Linked DNA regions of Homo sapiens: region 1 is linked to region 2. A link is an interaction called in ENCODE POLR2A ChIA-PET data of the cell type or tissue named here. Cell type or tissue: K562. All regions are shown on one strand. Each heading gives the region's core, and the rest is flanking DNA. Links, peaks and the distances in the headings are about the cores only.

The links. Peaks named below come from ENCODE experiments on the same cell type or tissue, not always from the same donor. Only the 100,000 strongest peaks of a DNase experiment are listed, where the experiment ranks them.
Region 1: POLR2A ChIA-PET joins it to region 2 with 5 read pairs; 2 of 35 experiments call an interaction of 5 or more read pairs at or near these places.

The regions. Positions count from the first base shown.
Region 1 is chr1:171,559,628-171,562,551 of GRCh38, forward strand. PRRC2C (proline rich coiled-coil 2C) reads left to right here. Exons shown (of 35, transcript NM_001387844.1): 20 at 1,391-1,476. Among named protein-coding and RNA genes, the nearest start is that of MYOCOS, 61 kb to the right of the region's middle. In K562, for the core only: no CTCF peak of the experiment used is centred there; no DNase peak of the experiment used is centred there.
Region 2 is chr1:171,775,845-171,778,768 of GRCh38, forward strand. No RefSeq gene overlaps it. Among named protein-coding and RNA genes, the nearest start is that of METTL13, 4.4 kb to the right of the region's middle. In K562, for the core only: no CTCF peak of the experiment used is centred there; a DNase peak (open chromatin) is centred at 1,775.

The DNA of each region.
Region 1 (2,924 bases), core at 143-2,642, 220 kb before region 2:
TCCCCTGCCTCAGCCTCCTGAGTATCTGGGACTACAGGCACACGTCACCATGCCTGGCTAATTTTGTATTTTTCATAGAGACGGGGTTTTGCCATGTTGGCCAGGCTGGTCTCGAACCCCTGACTTCAGGTGATCCACCCACCTCGGCCTCCCAAAGTGCTGGGATTACAGGTGTGAGCCACCATGCCTGGCCCATACCTATTATTTTTAAGCCCACTGTTGAGACCTACTGCTCAGGGGGAAAAATGCTCAAAAGCTTTCCTTCAAAATATAAGCTTGTTGACAGGGCACCTAGTCACCCTAGAGTTGTGATGAAGATATACAGGAAGATTTATGTTGTTTTCATGCCTTCCAACATGGCATCCATTCTGCAGCCCATGGATCAAGGAGTATTTTGACTTTCAAGACTTGTTATTTAAGAAATACATTTTCTAAGGCTGCAACCTCCATACACAGTGATTCTTCTGATGGATCTGGGCAAAGAAATTTGAAAACCATGTGGAAAGGATTTACCATTCTAGACTCCTTTAAGAACATTAGTGATTCATGGGAGGATGTCAGAATATCAACATTAACAGGGGTTTGGAAGAAGTTGATTGTAACCCTCATGGATGACTTGGAGGAATTCAAGACATCAGTGGAGGAAATAACTCTGACGCAAAGAAAGTTGTTTTTTGTGATGGAATCTCCTGGTGAAGATGCTGTGGACATTGTTGAAATGACAGCAAAGGATCTAGAATATTACATAAACTTAGTTGATTAAACAATGGGATTTGACTCCAGTTTTGAAAGAAGTTCTACCATATGGGTAAACAGTATCACATGCTACAGAGAATTCATGAAAGGAATAGTCAGTTGATGTTACAGACTTCATTGTTGTCTTATTTTAAGTAACTGCCACAGCCATGCTAGCTTTCAGCAAACACCATCCTAGTCAGTTAGCAGCCATCAACATCTCCACTGGCAAGATTCCACCAGCAAAAAAAGTACAATTCAAAGGCTAAGATGATGATTAGCTTCCTTTTTAGCGGTAGTTTTTTTAAAATTAAAAAGTATACATCTTTTTTAAGACATGATGCTATTACCTATTAGACTGTAGTATAATGTAAACATAACTTTTGATATGCACTTGGAAACCAGAAAATTAGTGTGATTTGCTTTATTGCAATACTTGCTTTATTGCAGTGGTCTGGAACTGAACCCACAATGTTTCTGGGGTATGCCTGTATGTTGATACATAATAATCTTTGTAAGTCTGATTTGAAAAGTGATTGTTTTATTCCCTGGCTAGTAATAGCTACACAGTAGGAGATTAAGGAAAGGGTTAAATGGGTTAGAGATTATTAGACTCTAAATCTTAATCATGTTTTTTATGGCTTCTTCTTTCCAGTAGGTCCCATTAGTCCACCACAGCCACCTTCAGTCAGTGCATGGAATAAGCCCTTAACATCGTTTGGATCAGCTCCTTCATCAGAGGTAAGAATAGGCTTTTAACAGCATAGGTGTGCTGGATTTTCCCTAATACTTCAGTGTGGCCGGGTGTGGTGGCTTACACCTGTAATCCTAGCGTGGTGGGAGGGTTACTTGAGTCCGGGAGTTTGAGACCAGCCTGGGCAACATAGTGAGACCCGCCTGGGCAATGTAGGAAGACCCTGTCTCTACATACAGAATAAAAAATAGCCAGTTGTGGTGGCATGTGCTTGTAGTCTCAGCTACTCTGGAGCTGAGGTTGGACTGTCACTTGAGCCTGGGAGGTCAAGGCTACAGTAAAGTCATAACTGTGCCACTGTACTCCAGCCTAGGTGATAGAGCAAGACCCCACCTGGAAAGCAAAACAATGCTTATAGCATGCCTCAGAATTAACTTGGAGGGCAATTAAAACAGATTGCTGAGCCCCATGTCCATAGTTCATGACTTATTAGGTCTGGGTTGAGGTTTGAATAAATGCTAACAATTTCCCAAGTGATACTCTTGCTGCTACATCTTTACATTTATAAGGTGTGTCTCACTTTTAGACATTAAACACTTATTTTCAATTTAGTCTCAAGAAAGATCTTAATGAAACAGAAAATAAAAGTGCAATTATTGTTTTCTGGACTTTTCTCCCATGTTTCTATCTTGAGGACTTAAGTAGTATAAGTATTTAGAAACTGTTTATAGCAGATAGTTATTCTAACATAATTTCTCAAATGTGATATTGGTAAATGACTGTTGGGGGTCAGTGATTCTTCATTCATTCATTGAATGAACATTTACTAAGCACTCACAGTATTCTAGGTAGTGTTCTAACCTGCGGGCTTACAAAACTGGGACTAAAAACAGTCAAAAAGCCCTACTGTCATGGGACTTCCATTGTCCTGTGAGGAGAAACCACTAATAAAAAAACATCGTGATCAGCACTGTGGAGAAAAACGAAGCAGGAAAGGTACATAAGGAATTTTCCAAGGTTCACAAAGACAGTTTAATATAGGGTGACCACGAAAGCCTACTTAGATAATGCTTGAGTTAAAGACTTGAAGGATATAAGAGAGTATGCTATTCAAATGTCTGAGGAAAAGAGATTCCAGGTTCAGATAATAGCAAATATGAATGCCATGAGACAGGAGCACACTTGGTTTGTTTGAGGAAGTTCAGGGAAGTCCATGTAGCTGGAATGAAGTAAGAGATGGAAAGAGAATAGATGAAGTTGGAAGTCACACCTGAGTAGCAGGTGGATCCTGTAGGGCCTATGGAAGAGGTGGGAAGACACTGAAGGGTTTTGAGCAAGGAGCAACAGGATCTGACTTTTCAAATTATTCTGGGTTGTCTGTGAAAAATAATTCATAGGTGGCAAGAGTAGAAGTTACGATATTACAATAATTGAATGATGATAGCTTAAAACCTGGGAAGTGGCATGAAAGGTCATGAGAAATAGTTGGTTTCTG
Region 2 (2,924 bases), core at 323-2,822:
CTGAGGACAGAGAGCATCTATAAAAATGGGATACATGAGATGGTCATGGGTTAGAGTGCTAGAGTGTAGGAGAAAAACAAAATGTTTTTCAAGTTTTTCTTTTCCTGCAAAGAAACTGAAGTTTGGAATAAAATTATGAAGAAAACAGTCTAATAGCTTACCCTTGTGGTTTTTCCCAGTATCCAGGCTGTAGAAAACAAAGACAGTCAAAAGGAGGCTTTGTGAGCCCCCTCATATAGGGGTCAAATGTATTCATGCACAGCCTGTTAACCTTGGCATCATTCCTTCATCTCCCCAGTCTTGCAGCTTTCAAAATGTTATTGCCTACTGGCCCCAAAGGCAAACAACTTGCAATGTATAATATGCCCTATATTAATGCCTTGCAGTCCATGCATATGAGGAAACCAATCCATCAACAGACGCCCTTAGTGACAGAGTAGGAAACTACTGCACAAAGAAAATCCTGGGAATCAAATACAATACCAGAGGCAGTCACGGCTCAATTCGCTCAGTCATATATAACTTTTTTTTTTCACTTACTTGTAATCAATTGGAATTTTGCCTTAATTATATATGTATAGGTATATATATTTAAGAAAGCAGTGTGTAATCATCTATGTTGAAACGAATTTGTTAATCTTGTACAAGGCTGGCACATTCACCCAAAGGGATTCTCTGCCAATGTGAAAATTAACTCTGTAGCTCTGAGCCTCTCCTTCCCATGGATTCAGTGTATGAGAAAAATTCTTGGCCAATCACAAGTGCTATACAAACTAAAAAATACTATGATGCACTGGGCATGGTGGCTTACACCTGTAATCCTACCGCTTTGAGAGACTGAGGTGGGAGGATCCCTTGAAGTCAGCAGTTTGAGACCAGCCTGGGCAACATAGGGAGAGCCTGTCTCTACAAAAATATATATTTTTTTAAATTAGCCAGGCATGGAGGCTCGTACCTGTAGTCCCAGCTACTTGGGAGACTGAGGTGGAAGGATCACTTGAGCCCATGAAGTCGAGGCTGCAGTAAGCTGTGACTGCACCACTGCACTCCAGCCTGGGTGACACAGTGAGACCCTGTCTTATATAAACAAACAAACAAACAAATAAATAAATAAATAAGTAGCTATTATCATCATCCCAATCTTAGGAATCCAATATCAGCTTGATAGTCACTTTTCAGGTCAACAATATCGTCAAGAAAAGTGTTGACACTCAGCTAATAAAATGGCAGAATGTTACCCTAGGATGTTATTGTGTCTGCCTTCTATTATCCCAAGATACAGGAGAACATTCATTTTTAAACTTCTCAAATGTGGAAAACAAACCCATTTGCTAAGATGATTTCCAATTTGAAATAGTTTCCAGCATTATATGAGCCACTCCCTGTACACCAAAGAGACATTCCCTTTACTTAATTTTATATCCCACTCGTGAAACATTTTCATGTGTTGGACCTACCAACTCCAACTGGATACCACTGACAGGAAGTGAGAAGGGTATGAGCCCTGGGGTAGGCATGCAGGGTGGGGAGACTGGCTTTTAGCTCTGGCTCTGGTTTTTACTGGAGTGATAACCTCTAAATTCTTTTCTAGCAACAGTTCTACAAATAATACCCCTTTCTCCTTCCCCGTTTCTTTCTACAGACTATTTCTTCAGTCATCCAGAGGCCGATGTAGGAGTCATTTATGAGTCCCTCAGTCTTTTATTCCCCCTATTCAATCAGTCATCAAGTGCCTCAGTCTTTCCTGAGAACATCTCTCAGATCAGGTCTTTCTGTCATGACTCTGCTTCTCTGTTGACTTCCTGTGGCCTGACAGGCTGAAGCTAAATATGTGGAATAGAAGACTCCTCAAAACCTGCCCTTTACCTCAGCCTCTAGTTGTATCTTCTGCTGCTTTCTCCCCACTGTGACCTTCTGCCCCAACCACACATACTCTCTCTCTCTCTTTCTCTCTTCTGTTTATGTTCCGTATTAGTTTCCTATCACTACTGTAACAAATTACCAAAAACTAGTACTATATGCAATACAAATTTATTATCTTACAGTTGGATCAGTCAGAAGTCTGACAAGTCTCAATAAATTAAAATCAAGGTGTCAATAGGGCCGTATTTCTTCTGGAGGCTCTACAGGAGAATTCATTTCTTTTCCTTTTCCAGGTTCTAGAGGTCACCGCCTTTCCTTGGTTCATGGCTGCTTTCCTTCATCTTCAAAGCCAGAAACATTGGGCCAAGCCCTTCTGTCTCTCCCTCTTCTACTTTAAAAGACCCTTGTGGCCCAGCCTGGCCAACATGGTGAGACTACTAAAAATACAAAAATCAGCTGGGTGTGTGCACGCCTGTAATCCGTAGCTACTCAAGAGGCTGAGGCAGGAGAATTGCTTGAACCTGGGAGGCGGAGGTTGCAGTGAGCCAAGATCGTGCCACTGCACTCCAGACTGGGCAACAGAGTAAGACTCCGTCTCAAAAAAAAAAAAAAAAAAAAAGAAAGAAAATGAAAAAGGACCCTGTGATTACATTGAGCTCAGTTAGATAATCTTGCTATGTCAGCTGATTAGCATCCTTAATTGCATCTACAACCTTAATTCTTCTTTGCCTTGTAACCTGTTACCTTCACAGTTTCGGTTCAGGGGATTAGGAGGTAGACATCTTTAGGGGAGCATTATTTTGCCTCTCTCATCCTCTGCCTCCCAAATTGTCAGAGATGCTTTTTATTCCCTCTTTATTATTTTACAATTAATCGTAGTAACAATCAATTGAATATTACCACAATTATGAGAATGTTTCAATTAAGTAAGTTTGACTGTAAATTATATATCCAGAGGTCTGGATTTATATTTTTAGGAAAAAACTCCACAATACTGAATGGCTTTATCTAAATTTAGCTTGCATTTTAAATCATATTTTTAACCACTCTGGGGATCCTAA